Regions from separate parts of the Homo sapiens genome. Here region 2 is linked to region 1. A link is a loop called in an ENCODE intact Hi-C map of the cell type or tissue named here. Cell type or tissue: IMR-90. All regions are shown on one strand. Each heading gives the region's core, and the rest is flanking DNA. Links, peaks and the distances in the headings are about the cores only. Region 1 holds the start of LOC102724719 (a long non-coding RNA gene). Region 2 overlaps PRKG1 (protein kinase cGMP-dependent 1).

What was found. Hi-C counts contacts between places; a loop is a spot of excess contacts. Peaks named below come from ENCODE experiments on the same cell type or tissue, not always from the same donor. Only the 100,000 strongest peaks of a DNase experiment are listed, where the experiment ranks them.
Region 2: a loop joins it to region 1, with 3 times the contacts of the local background. A loop is called at or near these places in 17 of 110 quality-filtered maps.

Annotation. Positions count from the first base shown.
Region 1 is chr10:51,063,767-51,072,121 of GRCh38, reverse strand. LOC102724719 (a long non-coding RNA gene) reads left to right here and starts at 3,570. Exons shown (of 2, transcript NR_120678.1): 1 at 3,570-3,637. It also overlaps a transcript of PRKG1 not described here. In IMR-90, for the core only: no CTCF peak of the experiment used is centred there; no DNase peak of the experiment used is centred there.
Region 2 is chr10:51,999,869-52,008,223 of GRCh38, reverse strand. The region is part of intron 5 of PRKG1 (protein kinase cGMP-dependent 1); the gene reads right to left. Among named protein-coding and RNA genes, the nearest start is that of CSTF2T, 300 kb to the right of the region's middle. In IMR-90, for the core only: a CTCF peak has its summit at 3,706; a DNase peak (open chromatin) is centred at 3,723.

The sequences.
Region 1 (8,355 bases), core at 152-8,151:
CTGGATTCAAGTGATTCTCCTGCCTCAGCCTCCGGAGTAGCTGGGACTACAGGCACCCGCCACCACGCCGGCTAGTTTTTGTATTTTTAGTAGAGACGGGGTTCACCATGTTGGCCAGGATGTTCTCGATCTCTTGATCTCGTGATCTGCCCGCCTTGGCCTCCAAAAATGCTGGGATTATAGGCATTAGCCACTGTGCCCAGCCATCTCGTTCATTTTTAAAGTGAAAACAAATATTTTAAATACGTTTTTCATTGATGTTTTAGAGTTTATTTAGGGTTTAAATGGGGTTACTTAATGTTTTTGAGCAGCACAAAGAGAGAAGGTTCTTCCTCATTTGTAGAAAGTCTGTCTACATGTACAAAGGAAAATAAAAACTAAAACACTTTCCCCAAAAATAAAAAAACCAAAAATATTTAGGCATTTTGGAAAAAAGTGAGTTTTTTTACACTAAATTATGTAAATACTTATCAGTATTTAAGCTGGCATATCTAAATGCAACTATAGGATGTATACACATTACATTTTCATTTTAAATTTACATCTCATGATATAAAATCTGTTCCAGGATGAATCTGATATTGAGAGTCAGGAATCTGTTATAACAAACACAAATAGAGTAAAAAGCTGAAAAGACATGACTTTTACAATTGACTTTAAAAGGTGTTCAAGGAATAGAATATATTTAGTTATCTCAGGCTGTGTTATTTTTTTAAATTGACTTCCCCTTAAATGCTTTATAATTTCATATGCAAAATCCAGGATTCTAGCCTTTTCTCTTTCATTTTTAAAGTAAAAATAAATATTTTAAGTATGTTTTTCAATGATGCTTTTGACCAGCTGTTTAGATCTTGAGCGACCAGGTTTCCATCTCAACCTTTTGAGTGTTTCCAATATTTTCTTAAACATCTTCTGCGTTGTACTTAGTAAATGCTGGAAATAAACCCTATGTGAAAAATCAAAGTCCTGCAATTACGTCTTAACAGACAAATTATCTTTACTAAGTGTCATGTAGTAAACTTAATTGGCTAAATTACAAGATCAAAGATCAGGCACAAGTCTACTTTCTGCTAATTAGGAAGTGTCTACCTCAGATTCCTTCAGGGATAGAGTAGAGGAGAATGGCTTGATCTGAGCCCTGCCCCACTGCCTATCTGAGATGAAGCTTTGACATTAGATGCTAACAGTTAGAACAATGCAATTTTGAAGGAACTGACTTCATACTCTAGAATTCCAGAAACAACTCACAACCTGTTTTTCAGCAGTCTTCCTTTTTCATAACTTTAATAGAAGCAAAGTTCTACTGGTAGCCAGACCAAACTGTGGCCTGTTGAACTCCAACATGCTCTTTAGTCTTGCACCCAATCCTCATAATTGAGAATAAAAACTGACATGCCTTCCTTAATGGATTCTCAGAATCATTTAATGAGCTATTCCAATAAAGTAGCTTTATTATAATACTGGCTATTCAAAAATAAATCTGTAGAATTTGTCATCCTTCACTAAAAACATAATTAGCCCAAAAGAACTGTGCTAATTTTATCCACTTATCCATTCCACTGACACTGTATTTCCTGGAAGAATCTTAAGTTTTGAAATTTTCTTCTGTCATTTCATGTGTATATCTTGAATGGGAAAAAATAAACAAACAAATATATAGCTGAGCCTTTCAGGAGACAGAAGCTTCCTCTGGCAGAAGATTGCTAAAAGTAACAAGTCCTCCTAGGAATCTAGATTTTAAAGCTATTACTGGCAGACATGACGGTCTGTTCTAAGTTGCTAATCATAATCAAGATCACAAAAAATTAACTAACTTCCTTGACTTCTTAATGCATGATAGGTATTGTTCATACAACCCTATAAGTTCAATATTATTAATATTCTATTAATATTAGAGAAAATGGAGTCACAGAATCATTCACCTAATCAATGGCAAAGACTGGCTTCATATCCAGACTAGGTGATGTAGAGCTGAGGCCCCTACCCCTCATTACTTTCTGCAGAACTTATAAGTGTTGCTACTGTCCTATTCTGTATCCAGAGAGAGAAGAGTGTCTTTAACATCAACTTGCTTGACTTAGGGGTCAGGGAGGTGAAGAGGACAAATTTGGAAAATCCTGAAAGAGCAGCAACAAGGTTTTCAAAAAGTTCCTTTTCACAAAACAGTCCTGTCTTTATTTCAACAAGATTACATTCTGGCTCAGGGTAAGTAACTTGAACCCATTTGCCAGAGATTGTACTAATCCTAAAATTGCTTGAAATTGTCCTGTCTTTAAAACTAAAAGTTCTAAGAATCTTCCAGTCTCGGGCAAACCAGGAGAGTTGGTCACCCTATTCAATTCAAAATATCTGAGCTTCTCTAGTTTATAAATATTTTCAAATTTTGCTTTCCACATTACTGATAGAAAAGTAAAACCAAGGAAGATCTGTAATGATAATACCTATTATTTTAGGCACATTACAAACCCACTTATACATTACTTTGTGTTAATATGTTTTAGGAAAGCAATCATCCTATTGCAATGAATAATAATGCACAACCGGAACTGTCTTTGGACTATAAAGGGGGATGAGTCAGACAATAGAATTTTAATTATACTTTGATAAATTAGACAATAATTCAAGGATCCCTTTTTGCTTTATTGTTTTTACAGAAACTGGAACTTACATTGATTCCCTGTGAATTAAGTACAGGGATTCAAGTGCCTGCTATTTTATTAATTCCTATAGAACTAGTTTTATAATTGTGTTTAGTGGATAGATTTGGCCATAAGGAATATATATTTACATGGATATAAGTAAAAATTGAAATAGTTTGGCTGTTTTCAAGTTATACTATTTCAAATGGTAAGTTCTGCGTAGAAAAGAAAAAAATAATAAACCATTAATGATGAAAAACTTACTGCAGAGACTTGGAAAGTAACAGCGTACTGTACCATAATTGCTAATGTACTTAGCATTTAATACTGAATTAGTGTCATGCTTAATATTAGGTGAAATGAATTTTTATAGTCCCCTTCTTAAGATGACGGGAAGTTATTATTGGGTCTCAGGCTAAACTAGTTCTCATGAAAACTCATGAGCTATCTAACAAAATGAATATTTATTTGTACTCTTTAGTCAGCTGCTCATTTACAATAGCCAAAAGAAAAAAAATCAAGAAAAATATTAGGTTTTTTGTATTTTGAAATAAGTGTAAAATTTTTAAATGCATAAAATAGAATTTAAAATGCTTTATTCACAAGACACCATTTTACTGCATTTGAAGCGTAATGAATATGTACATGAGCATGCAACATACCTGTATGATAAATAAGTTAGAGTTGCTCAGTTCCATTTCAGTGATTCTTCTGGTATATTAAATGTGCATCTTTTACTAAGGTAAATCATCAATATTTTCCACAAAATATTCTAAAGTATTTTTAAAAGTAATTTTGATTCTGAAAACAGATTTGATATTGTGGGGCTTATAGAATAGCTCTCTAGTCCATGATTTGTCTTTTTTGCTGTTGTTTGTATTTTAACTAGTATTTAGCAGTTGATATAACTTGGCCATTTTCTTCTTACAGGTTTTGTAACCAAAATTTAAAGTAAAGAAAACTGAAGTTTTGCTAGCAAACTCTTTAAAAATAATAAGGTAAGAAAATACTAAAGATGTAAGAAGGACAATGAAATAGAAATTTGGGTGAATTGAATTTTTATTAGTAGGTCAAATGACTGCATTGGGCAAGAGAAAGATGTCAAGAAATTTATTTACATTGTGAGAATGTCAGTGATTCAAGGGAGAGGGGGCTTTGCAGGCAAAAAGACATAGTAGGGAAATACATGGAGATCTCCACTCTCATTAACTTAATGGGCATGTAAATATCACCTAGCTTCAAATTAAGGAATCTTCAAATTGTGACTTTTCTATAATCATCATGAGATGGAAATCCAGAAATCCACTTTTCTAACGACAGGCAAATGAAATAGTAGGCTAGTAAAGCAAATGGATATCATTCCAGGGCCAAGATATTGCCACGTATTATTCTTGAAACAAGGGTAGAAGCCCCAGGCTGGGGCCCAGGAGATGCATACATTCACTATGTATTTGTAACTAACTACAACATTATCATTGGCCTTGCCTAATGTAGGTTTTTAGAGAAGATTCAGTAATTCCTTCATGGTCTAGACTGGATTTTTAAAAATTCATTATTGAAAGCACAGGCATTTAATCTGGTAGGTAAAGAATAAATATTAGTGTTCCAGATTTAAACTTAAAAGACAAATGTTCAAACACCTATATAATGAAGAAGTTACCCAAAGCAGCAATATCTAAAGTATCATATAGTTTCAATGCACCATATAAATAAATGTACAATAGGAAATTTCACACTTTTTTGATATTAGCACAAAATAGTGTCTGTCTAGAGTCACTGTATTACATACAAATTTTTTACTCAAAGAGTTAATGTAGAGAGTCATTATGGAAAATTCATCTAATTTTTCCCCAGATTATAATACAGCCAAAATTCTAATCATCTAGTTTCTTTAGAAAATCATCTATGTTGACTACAACTTTTAAGTGGAAAAAATAACAGGGAAATCTTCACAATGTTTATTTGTGGAATATTAAAAGCAATTGCTGCTGTTAGGAACATAGAGAACTTAGTGAAAATTGCTTACTTTCATTTTCCAGTTTCCACTGGTTAGACCCTCCATCAGAAAACAGCAAGTAATATTCTCTCAGCAGTCACAGAACTAAAACTTACCTAAGATAACAGTGTTTCCATGTTTGGTCTATTTTTTAGTTTACTTTATGCCACTCTCAAGGGCACACACAAATAACATATATATATATATATATATATACACACATACATACAAACACACAAACACAGATAATTAAAGGAGCGACAGCAACATATGCCATGGCTTAACATCCCATCCTATCCCACCTCCCACAGAAAAAAAAAGCAAATGTGTTAGCTATGATGTGAATGTCTCCCCCAAAGTTCATATGCTGGAAACTTAATCCCCAGTGCACCAAGATTGAGAGGTGGAATCTTTTAAGTGGTGATTCTTTCAAGAAAAAAAAGTAGTTGTATAAAGACACATATTTTCTAGAAAATATTCAAAGTGACAGGAAGAAAACATAGTTATCATGGATCTTAAGCAGGCAAATATGTTGTTCTAAGAGGAGTGTCAAAGAAAGCTCTGCTAGCAACCAGGCGACTCTAATGCAGGGCTTCCCTCAGAATGTGAACTAAAGAACACTACTTCCTTAAAATGGTAATAAATGTAATGAAAAAGGGTTTCATGGTCAAAAATGTTTGGGAGAGATTGAGAAAAATGTAAGAAAAGAGATTTCTTTCAGTATTAATATCAGTACTTTTAACATTCCAGTATGTATTATGAATTTCCAAAATAAATATACAGTAAATACATAAAATATTACATACTGTATATACCATGTAAATAAATGGTAAATATATACATTGTTTAACAACTAAACCTTCCTTCTTCTAATACTTTCAGTGTTGAACCTGAGTATTCATGGCATTTAATACTTTAAAAGTCAGTTAGACAATTTAATAGAAAGTACAAGCATTTTCTCCATTTGTGAAATCCCCTATTGCTATCTACATACACAGCAATATCTGAGACAAGAACACACAGTTCTCGTCCCACAAACAGTACTGTCAACTACTCACATCTCCCCTTTCAAACCACAATTTGCCCAGCCTGTGGCCACAGCCAATGACATGACAGAAAACCATGAACATATAACAAATTTGGTGCCTACAGGAAGGATTAGCCTTGCCATTTGATCCATAATCAATTTCCTCCCTTTAAAATTAGACTGGGTCACAGGATTATTGCTTAGGTTGTGAAAATGTTCAAGGAAGGACTACAATGGGATCAAAATAAGGTAGAGCATTTGATGAGTAATTAATTACCAAAGTGTTACAGTGATCCTTTAGTTCTTTAAGTTCTCCAAGCATTAAGCAATTACGTCTTAACATTTCATAGCTTCCAATGGGAATTCTCTTTTTGCCCGTGAAGACCTATTCTCAACCCCTTTCACTGCCTTCAAATCCTAGCCCTATCACTTCCCCATTACCGCCTCTCATCTCTTGAGTCATTTATTCAATAAATCTTCAGTTCTTCCCTAAAAAAACTCTCTCTGATAATCCTTCAGAATCATCCCCATAATGTTTTCCCTTCTAAAAGCACTTTATCACAATGCATAATTATATATTACGCATTCTAACCCTAACACTAACCCTAATATTTGCATAAATATTTGTTAGATAGATACATCTCCCATTAGACTGTAAACTATGAAAGCAAAGAATTATGTCTATTTTGTTCATCAACACCTAGAACAGGAAGGCGCTCACTATACTGGCTAATTGCGTTGAATAAATAAAGGTAGGAGTAAATACAGTCAACAATTATTTATTTAAAATGCAAAACACACCTCTCTGATGGAAAAGAATCAAAAGGGAAAACTTTTCTGTTTATTGATGGTGTTGTGTAATATTTAATAAATCAAACATATCAGAGGCTTAGTTTAAGCCTTTCTGTATGTAACAAATCAAATATATCAGAGGCTTAACTTTAAAATGGGTTTTCTTTTATGGAAAAAAAATACATCCCTATTTGAACAACATATTTGCCTGTTTAAGGCCCATGGTAACTATGTTTTCTTCCTGTCACTCTGATTTTTTTTTCTAGGAAATAATGTGTCTTGATATCCAACTACTTTTTTCAACTCTCTCAATGCACTTTTAAATCACCATAATCTCACCTTCTTTCTTACTCTTAGGCTTATAATATGTTGTCTTCAAGGTACAGTGCTCTTTTATGTAACACTGGCAATGTCTACAGGATCAACAGTTTTGCAATTTCTTTTTTGTTTCTTCCACAGTTCCAGCTACTCTTCCAAAAGCTGACTGCTTTATTTGGAGTTGGCCTTCTTTACTAGTGCTTCTTAATACATACATCTTGTAGAAAACTATTCATACCATTTGACATTATTTCGAAAGCAGATGCTTTCAATTAATATACTTAATAACTTCTGTGATTATTAACCAATGCTTGTGTCCTACCTGATCATTTATAATTTGAAAGTTAAGATTTAAACAAAGTTCAAGAAGCAAATTTACCTCCATCTGCAAAATTCCTTCACTAACTTAATTCTTAACATACATATATTATTTCCCATCTCCCCTCCCTTGTTCTTGCTTTGCTTTCTCCATAGAATGTCAGAGTAGGCCCTAGATATAAAATCATAAGCTTAACATCACAATCAATTGAATATGAAAGTGCTAACCTTTGGGAATTAGCAATAATTATAAAGTCACAATGCTATGTTAAATAGTTGTTCAATTAAATCAAAAGACAGGAATATATGGTTTGTTAATGCAAAAAAGAAAATTTCTCAGGTAGATGTTTTCTGTAATTTTAAAAAGTCAGAAAGAATACTTCGTAAGCCCTTCAAATTTATTAGACTTGAATATAGGTCTTGAAAAAGTAATTGTTGTCAACCTTAAAAAAACCTAAAGACAAGCCGTTCCTATGAGAAAATAAAACAAATCCTTATCTATTAAAGAGTCAAATTTGAAGATAAAAAGTCAAAGCCTTGCATATATACATCCCAAAAATCTTTATAAATTAAGCTTTTAACTGCAATGTTATAATGCTGCTTCAGTGTCTAAACAGAAATCTAAGTTTCTGATTCATAACTGTGTGAAACTTCTAGATCTTCAACAAAACCTTAGCATTAATAACCATGTGAATGTAAAAACCCTCTTGGCATTGCATCATTTATCTTTAGTGGTTTTAATTAGATTTTTCCTCTCACAAACTGGGAGTCTCATGAGGCAGTCATCAATATACCTAATCCTTTTGGAAGCACCATTTCCCAAGAGGAAAAACATATGTAATTAAAATTAATAAAGCTCCACAACAGAAAAATGTCATGTTGATATGATATGCCTTTCTATATGTAGAAAATATATTCTTTATTCAGTTAAAAATAATATTTTTAGCAAATAGTTTCTGATTGAGATTTAAATGTTTCATTTTTTAAAAGTACAAGGTAAAGCAAAGCATCACATGACAAGAGAAATTTGTACTCCTTCTTTACATGACTCATTTTATTTCAAATACACTTCCATAGTGTACAGCTTCAACAAACAGTACATTCTTCAAATTTATCTCTCAGCCATTAAATACTAATTTCTAATGACTAAAATACAGAACTAAAGGTACAATTGCACCCTCTACTGTCCAAATGTTCTACTCCATATTGAGCACCGTGTGTCTTTGTTTAACACAATCATTATAAAAATAACAGGTAAATAACAC
Region 2 (8,355 bases), core at 220-8,219, 940 kb before region 1:
CTCCAGTTCTTCTGCTAGTAATGTTAGGTTGTTAATTTGAGATCTTTCTAACTTTTTGATATGGGTGTTTAGTACTAGAAACTTCTCTCTTAATACTGATTTAGCTGTGTCCCAGAGATTCTGGTATGTTGTATCTTTGTTCTTATTAGTTTCAAAGATTTTCTTGATTTCTGCCTTAATTACATTATTTTCCAAAAGTCATACAGGAGCAGATTGTTTAATTTCCATGTAATTGTGTTATTTTGAGGGATTTTCTTGGTATTGATTTCAATTTTTACTGCACTGTAGCCCAAGACTGTGTTTGGTGTGATTTTTGTTTTTCCACATTTGCTGAGTACTATTTTATGTCTGATTTTAGAGTGTGTACCATTTTAGAATATGTACCATGTGATGAAAAGAATGTATATTCTGTTGCTTTTAGGTGGAGAGTTCTGTAGATGTCTATTAGGTCCATTTGGGCAAGTATTGAGTTCAAGTCCTGAATATTTTTGTTAATTTTCTGCCTCCATGATATGTTTAATACTGTCAGTGGAGTGTTGAAGACTTCCACTATTGTTGTGCAGGAATTCACATCTCTTCATAAGTCTCTAAGAATGTGCTTTGTGAATCTGGGTGTTCCTATATTGGGTGCACATATATTTAGATAGTTAGGTCTTCTTGTTGAATTCAGCCCTTTACCATTATATAATGCTGTTCACTGTCTTTTTGGTCTTTGTTGGTTTAAAGTCTATTTTGTGTGAAATTACAGTTACAATCTCTGCTTTATTCTGTGTTTTCTTTGCTTTGTATATTTTTCTTCATCCTGTTATTTGGAGCCTAAGAATGTTATTGTATATGAGGTGGGTCTCTTGAAGACAGCATAACATTTGGTCTCATTTCTTTATCCACCTTGCCACTCTGTGCCTTTTAAATGGGGGCATTTAGCCTGTTTACACTGAAGGTTAGTTTTGATACATGTGGATTTGATCCTGTCATTGTGATGGTAGTTGTTGATGTTAAATACAGACTCTTTTTTGTGGTTGCTTTATAGTTTACTTGTCTGTGTACTTAAGTGTGTTTTTGTACTTGCTGGTAACGGTCTTTCCTTTCCATAGAGCTTCCTTCAGCAGCTCCTGTAAGGCAGGTCTAGTCGTAACAAATTATTTCACCATTTGCTTCTCTGAAAAAGGATCTTATTTCTCCTTCACTTATGAAGTTTAGTTTGGTTGGACATGGAATTCCCGGTTGGAATTTTTTTTTCTTTAAGAAAGCTGAATACATGTCCCCAATGTCTTCTGGCTTGTGGGTTTCTGCTTAAAAGTGCACTGTTAGCCAGATGGGGTTCCCTTTGTAGGTGATCCACCCCTTCTCTCCAGCTGCCTTTAACATTTTTTCTTGCATTTTGACCTTAGAGAATGTAATCATTATGTCACTTAGGAATGATCTCCTTATGTAATATCTCACAGGGTTTCTTTGCATTTCCTAGATTTGAATGTTGGCCTCTCTAGCAAGGTTGGGAAAGTTTTCATGGATGATACCTGAAATATGTTTTCTAAGTTGCTTGTTTTTTCCCTCTTTCAGGGACATCAGTGAATCATAGATTTGGTCTTTATATGTAATCCCATATTTCTTGGAGGATTTGTTCATTATTTTTCATTCTTTTTTCTTCATTTTGGTCTGACTGAGTAATTTCAGAGGGCCAGTCTTTGAGCTCTGAAATTTTTTCCTCAGCCTGGTCTATTCTGCTGTTAATAACATTTGCATTATGCAATTCTTGTGTATTTTTCAGCTCTATCAGATTAGTTTGGTTCTTTCTTATAATGGCTATTTTGTATATCAGCTCCTGTATCATTTTATTATGATTCTTAGATTCTGTGGATTGAGTTTCTACATTCTCCTGAATCTTGATGATCTTCATTCCCATCCATATTCTGTATTCTATTTCTGTCACTTCGGCCATTTCAGCCTTGTTGAGAACCCTTGCTAGGGAACAAGTGTGGTCATTTGGAAGAAAGAAAGTGCTCTGGCTTTTTGAGTTGCCAGAGTTGAACGAGTTCTTACACTGGTTCTTTCTCATTTATGTGGGCTGATGATGTTCCTTCAATCTTTGAAGTTGCTGTCTTTTTGATAGACTTGTTTTTTTTGTTTGTTTGTTTGTTTTGTTTTCTTTTATCTTATTTGATGCCCTTGGGGGTTTGATTATGGTATAAGGTGGGTTCAGTTGACTGGCTTTGATGCTAGTTTGCTACTGTGTCTTAATGACACCTCTGATTATTCTCCCCATGCTTCAGTTCTTCTTCTCGGTGTTGTGGTCCAAGGGCCTCCTCAGGCAGATAAGCCATATCCTTGCCAGGTTGGCCCTGATCTGCATCTGTGTGCTTCCTGTGAAAACATGAGGTTGCAACTGACCACAGAGTTTAGGTGGAAGCAGGACTGTCAGGTTGGAACCTCCAGCATGTATGGCTCATTTGGCTATGGGAGGTAAGATTGGTGGACCTGCCCACCCTGACATCTGGATGTTTCTAGAGCAACAGAAGACTGCATCCCTCAGCAAATTCAGGCAGAAGTAGAACCACTGGGCTAGAAACTCTAACAGTCATTGCTCACCTGGCTACCAATGGCAGGGGTGGGTGGAAATGCCCATGTTACTGTCCATGTGCTTACTGGGACAACAGCGAGCTGTGCCCACCAGTTGAGTTCAAACAGAAGCAGGCCACAGGGCCAGAAGCTCTAGCATGCAATGCCTGCCTAACTACCAGTGGCAGGGTTGGGTGGGGTCACACACTTTGCTGTCCAGGTATTTCTCAGGACAATAGGAAGCTCCACAGCCTTTTAAAAACATGGGCACTGGCTGGTCACTGGGTGGTTCATGACTGTAATCCTAGCACTTTGGGAAGCTGAGGTGGGCACATCACTTGAGGCCAGTTCGAGACCAGCCTGGCCAACATAGCAAAAATCCGTCTCTACTGAATGAAAAAAAAAAAAAAAAAAAAGATGGGCATTACCCTTTCATTCATCCATAAGCCACATTGCTATATTGTATAAGTCACAAATGCCACATTGTCATATATGCCATTTCTCCAGGGTGGTATTAATGAAAAGAAAAGGCAAGCTTCAGGGTATAGAAAATAACTTAAGCAAACCCTTATAGAGAGCTTGCCTATCAAAAGTCCTGTAACACATGAAATAAGGAAGAAAATATATTTTGTTGGCTCCTAAAACTATAACTGAAAGGAAGGTGAAGGGGGATTTAGGCAAACTCATATTGATAATGATTAAATTTTTAAAAAATCATATTTCTTTTTCTTTTATTTTTTGGAGACTGGGTATCAGTCTGTCACCTAGGATGGAGTACAGTGGCATGATCACAGCTCACTGCAACCTCGACCTCCTGGGCTCAAGCAATCTTCCCACCTCAGTCTCCCAGTGTGCTGGGATTACCGGCATGAGCCACTGCGCCTCTAAAACTGTATTTTAATTTCAAAAATAGAACATGCTGAATGAATAATATGGTAACAATAGCAGCAAATTAAGTAAATTATGAACGTTTCCCCCCTACCACTTCCAGGTCACTCTGCAACACTAATCTCCTCTCCTTGAGCAAGACCTCACAAAACAGTCCCAAATATGACATTCCATGCTATGCATTTTTAAGGAAAATTAAATTAACTCCCTAACATACATAAGAATCATATTCGTTAGATGCTGTTCACACATTATCCAGTAGATGGGGATCTTTTGTCTAGATGGGCTCTGGGAGGATAGATTCAGTCCCAGGAGATGCTGAAGAGAAGTAATGATACTTCAGTTTTTAGCTAAGAATTAGTGTTGTCTTATCATCTTTATCTTGTTTTAATATATTTTAGGAATTTCTACCTGTTTATCAACATGCAGTTGACATTATTATTGTTTTCAACAATGCAAGTAACTCTTGCCTTCCTTCTTTCTTCTAATATTTATTTGTGCCAGAATTTTACTAGCATTTGAAAATATAATTAAAAACAAACACACACAAAAACAAAAATACCTGCCATCCCGGAGTTTACAGCCAAAAAGTGGTTTGTGAGGAGAATATCATTTTGAATAGAAACATCTAGAAGTTTACAAATTCAATGTCTTCTTAAAACACTTAGAGGAAATGACAAAAGTAGAGATAATTAATATGAATAGTTAATTTATTGAATGCTTATTACGTGCAAAAAGCTATACTAAACATTATATATACATTCAACTCTCATAATCTTATAACCTAGACAGTTATTGTTATTCACATTTTACAGATGAGAAAACTGACAGAGAGGTTAAATGACTTTCTAGGGCCACAAAGTAACTAGATTAAGGAGCTGAGCTACCAGTGCAGGAAGTCTGACTTCAGAGCCTACTCATGAGCACTAAGCTACAAAGAAGGATTCAGAGGGACATAGATGGGCTGCAGAAATATGAGAGGAAAACCAGGATTGATTGAGGAATTGTTTCTCTAGGTTATTATTATCTCTCTGTGTCTCCTATATGTATCCATAACAGCTTGTGGATTGCTCAGCTAGAGAAAATGTCAGCTTTCTCTTCTGTAGCTTCCCCAGACGGATATTCCTGACTCTTCGTCTGGTTCGTATCTGGGTTCTGAGAGTCTGACCAGCATCAGATCTTTGGAAGGTGTTCAATAATGTTTGCTGAATAAATGTATATATGAGAAAGACACAACTGTTGGGAGGGGCAAGAAAAGGACAAAAAAGATGAGCACAAGACTCCAAAACTTCTTTACTGTTGCTGTTCTTACAATGTTTCATAGCCAAGTTGTTTCCCTCATGACTTTCTTAATCCTACTTCTATTTTACCTACATGATTGAACACCTGGATTTGCAAAGGAGAATGGAATTTGAGGATAATGAGATTTAGACTAAAAAGAACACAAACTCAAAATAAATGAATCAAGAAATTTCAGAAAGCTGCATCATAGGTCATATAGGGAACTGTAAATGTGTTATAATTGAGGAAACTGTATTTCAACAAGGTTAATTCACTTTCTTAAGGGCACCAGTTAATTAGTGGCACAGCCAAGATCCTATCTCTTAAAAGTAGCACTGTCCTTCACTCAGTACACAGTGTAGTTTGGTCATAAAAAAAGAATGATACCGGGATGGAACCAGGAAAGAAGAGTTTGCAGGCTTAAACACCATGCAAGGAGGCATTTGGTGAAAGAAATGCAGAGACAGAGTTGAGAACGGTAAATGAGACACAGCCAGAATAAGATTCATAAACAAATAACCACTATGCACTAAAACCACAACCTCACATGTCATACTAACTTTCGCTAACTCAAATTCTATTATGTTTACTCTCACACTTTTGCTGGATTGTGTAGAAAAAAAAATATTTTAATTGGTACACTGAAAAATGCCTCCAACTGTAACCATATATGTCAAGAGAGCTGAAAAAGTGCAAGAAAAAACTGCTGCTGATGATCTTTCATAGTGTTTTTAGTATTTACATGAACAGCATAGGGTGTTAACATTTATATCTTGATGTATTATAAACTCATCTTTTACATCTTCCCTAGTTCTTTGTCCAAAGGCACATGCTGTGAAACCCAAAGAAAAGAAAAGCTGCCACTCAATAATTAGTAATATAAAAACTCAGGGATAGATTCTCTCCTTAACTGGAGCAATCTTGAGGGTGAGTCACCTACACAATGGCACATTATTTTGTTTTATTCTACGTCAACAGCACAGTGCCATTGAGTGGATCCGTGTTAACATTTCTCAGAAAGAAAGGAGGGAAGGCAAGAAAAAAGGAAGAAATGAAGAAAAGGAGGCACCAGTGTGTTATAAGACAAACCATCACAAAATAGTAAGAAGAAAGCATTAACCAAACTCTGAGTGGAAACAAAAAGTATTCCCTCAAATTGTGTAGATACTGTATAAAGCTTAAGAAGTGATGACAAAAGCAGACAGGCTTAATTTGTCAAAACCAGAAATGTGCCTAATAATAAACAGAATTTGCAAAGAACTTGTTATGTAATCCATCACTGAAAAAGAAGGCAGTATTAAAAATATAAATCTGAGCTTGTCTTTTGCCAAGTAATTGGATAATAGGATTATAATCCTTCAAATTAAAACTGGTCTTGAAATAATTGATCACAAATGTAGAAAGAATAATATTTCTTGGGAATACTTGTGAAGAGATGGGAAATGGGTTTATAGATCTCACTGATAGTTATTAGCTTAATTTTTCCTTTCCTTTTCATGGATCATATACAATTCTTATTTCATGGTTGCTGTTCTTTTTTCCATACCAAAGGAAGAGAATCAGCCCCAACTTCACATGTGTTTTGTGTAACCATTTACTCTAGATTTAAACAGTTTAAAAGATGTATGAGGTGAAGTAATATTAAGACTGTCCATTTTATAGTTCTAAATTCCATACGTTAAGAATCAAGAATCTTAATAATAAACAGGAGTTCATACCAAGTAAATATGGGTGGTTGAGATGACAATTCTGTACATTTAAACAATGGTGGTAGAGGTTATTTTTATTTCCTTTTACTTCTATTTTTGTTTCAATACATTTTTAAGTATTTACTTTTGCTACTCAGGACACTTTAAAAGTCTGCTATTAAGATAGAGAGTCTTATATTTAAATACCACTTAACAGATTTTTAGGGAAAAAAAATGACTGAAGGAAAAAAAATCCCTCATCTATAAATTCCTAAAAAAGAGGCAAAAATTTTCAACAAGTTTTACTGAGGTATGACTGACAAAAAAAGTTGTATATGTTTAGGATATACAATGTGATGTTTGGATGTAGGTATATACATTGTAAAATGATTACCACAAGCTAATTAACATATGCATCACCTCACATAGTTATGTTTTTTTTTTTTATGGTGAGAACACTTGAAATATCTCTTAGCAAATTGCAGTGTACAGTACATTATTAACTATAGTCACCATGTTGTACATTAGGTCTCTGTATTTATTCTTCTTATAACTGAAGTGTCCATCAACAGATGAATGGGTAAAGAAAAGTTATACACAATGAAATATTATCCAGTCTTGAAAAAGAAGGAAATCCTGTCATTTGTAAAAACATGGTTGAACCTGCAGGACATTATGCTAAGTGAGATAAGCCAGACACAGAAAGACAAATACTGCATGACCTCACTTAAATGTGGAATCGAAAAAAAAACTTTGAACCCACCGTAATAGAGAGTAGAATGGTAGTTACTAGGTGTTTGGCAGGGAGAGGAGATATAGTTCACAGGGTACAAAACTTCAGGGTACAACTCAAAAAATTGAAGTCATTTTTTTGAGTTGCTCAAATTTCAGATTCTTGTGATGGCTTTTAAGCTGTTACATTATTAAAACTTTTTGACTTTTTGGTTGTAAAGGGATTTTATTACATTGAAGTGATTAGTAGCTGGAAGACAAATTTCATTTGATACTCTGGCAATTAAGATCTTCTTTAAACCATTTTTGCTTACTAATTCAATGTGTGAGAGTGTGTTTTTATGTTCACGAATATTTTAACAACAACAAAAAAGAAAAAAACCCTATGGTGTTGTTGAATAAGTAGAAGAGATAGAAGAAGAGAAGCAGTTAGAAGATGTCAAGTTATAAGAAGTCCAGTCCTTCTAAGATCTCTGAAAGGGTGCTTTCATTCACAACCAATTCTGTATTACCCAAAAGAACTCTAACTCAAACTACGCACCACAATATTTCAACAAAATACAGGCCATGTTCGTGTAAATGCCAATCTTGATTTCTCACCTTCTATATTTAGATTCCCATTGAGTAGCTCAAGAAAAATGCATGTGTAGAGATGAAAATACACAATAAATAAGATTATCACCTTGAAGTATTAAAATACTTCTTTTAATTTACAGAAACATTTCAATCATCTGTTGAAATTATATATATATATTGCTGTCTCACTCATTTTTGATATCTCCAATGTTTATGTATAGTCTACGAAAAACAATAATGCAGTTTCCTTTTTCATAGCACTTATCCTCTCCTGCCTTCTAATGTCCTATCATAAAACAATGCAGCTAAACAGAAGTCAAATATGTATCATCCTGAGCTCTGCTTTTTTATTATCTCCCATAAATGTGGAACTGCATTTTATCTGAGATTTTATTTGAAAAAAATGTAATGGAAAGGGTGTGAGTGAACTTTATGGAACAACAATAAAGGAACAAAACATGAAAATGCATTAAAAAATCAGAAAGGGTTATAATATTCCATAGTACATTAAAAAGCCAAATTGAAACCTTTTATTGGACTAATATAAATTCGAAAATTTTTCCTATGCCAAACTTCTGATCCATATTCTGCCTAACTTCATTATTCTTTAGTCTTGCTATTATTGTTGTTTAAC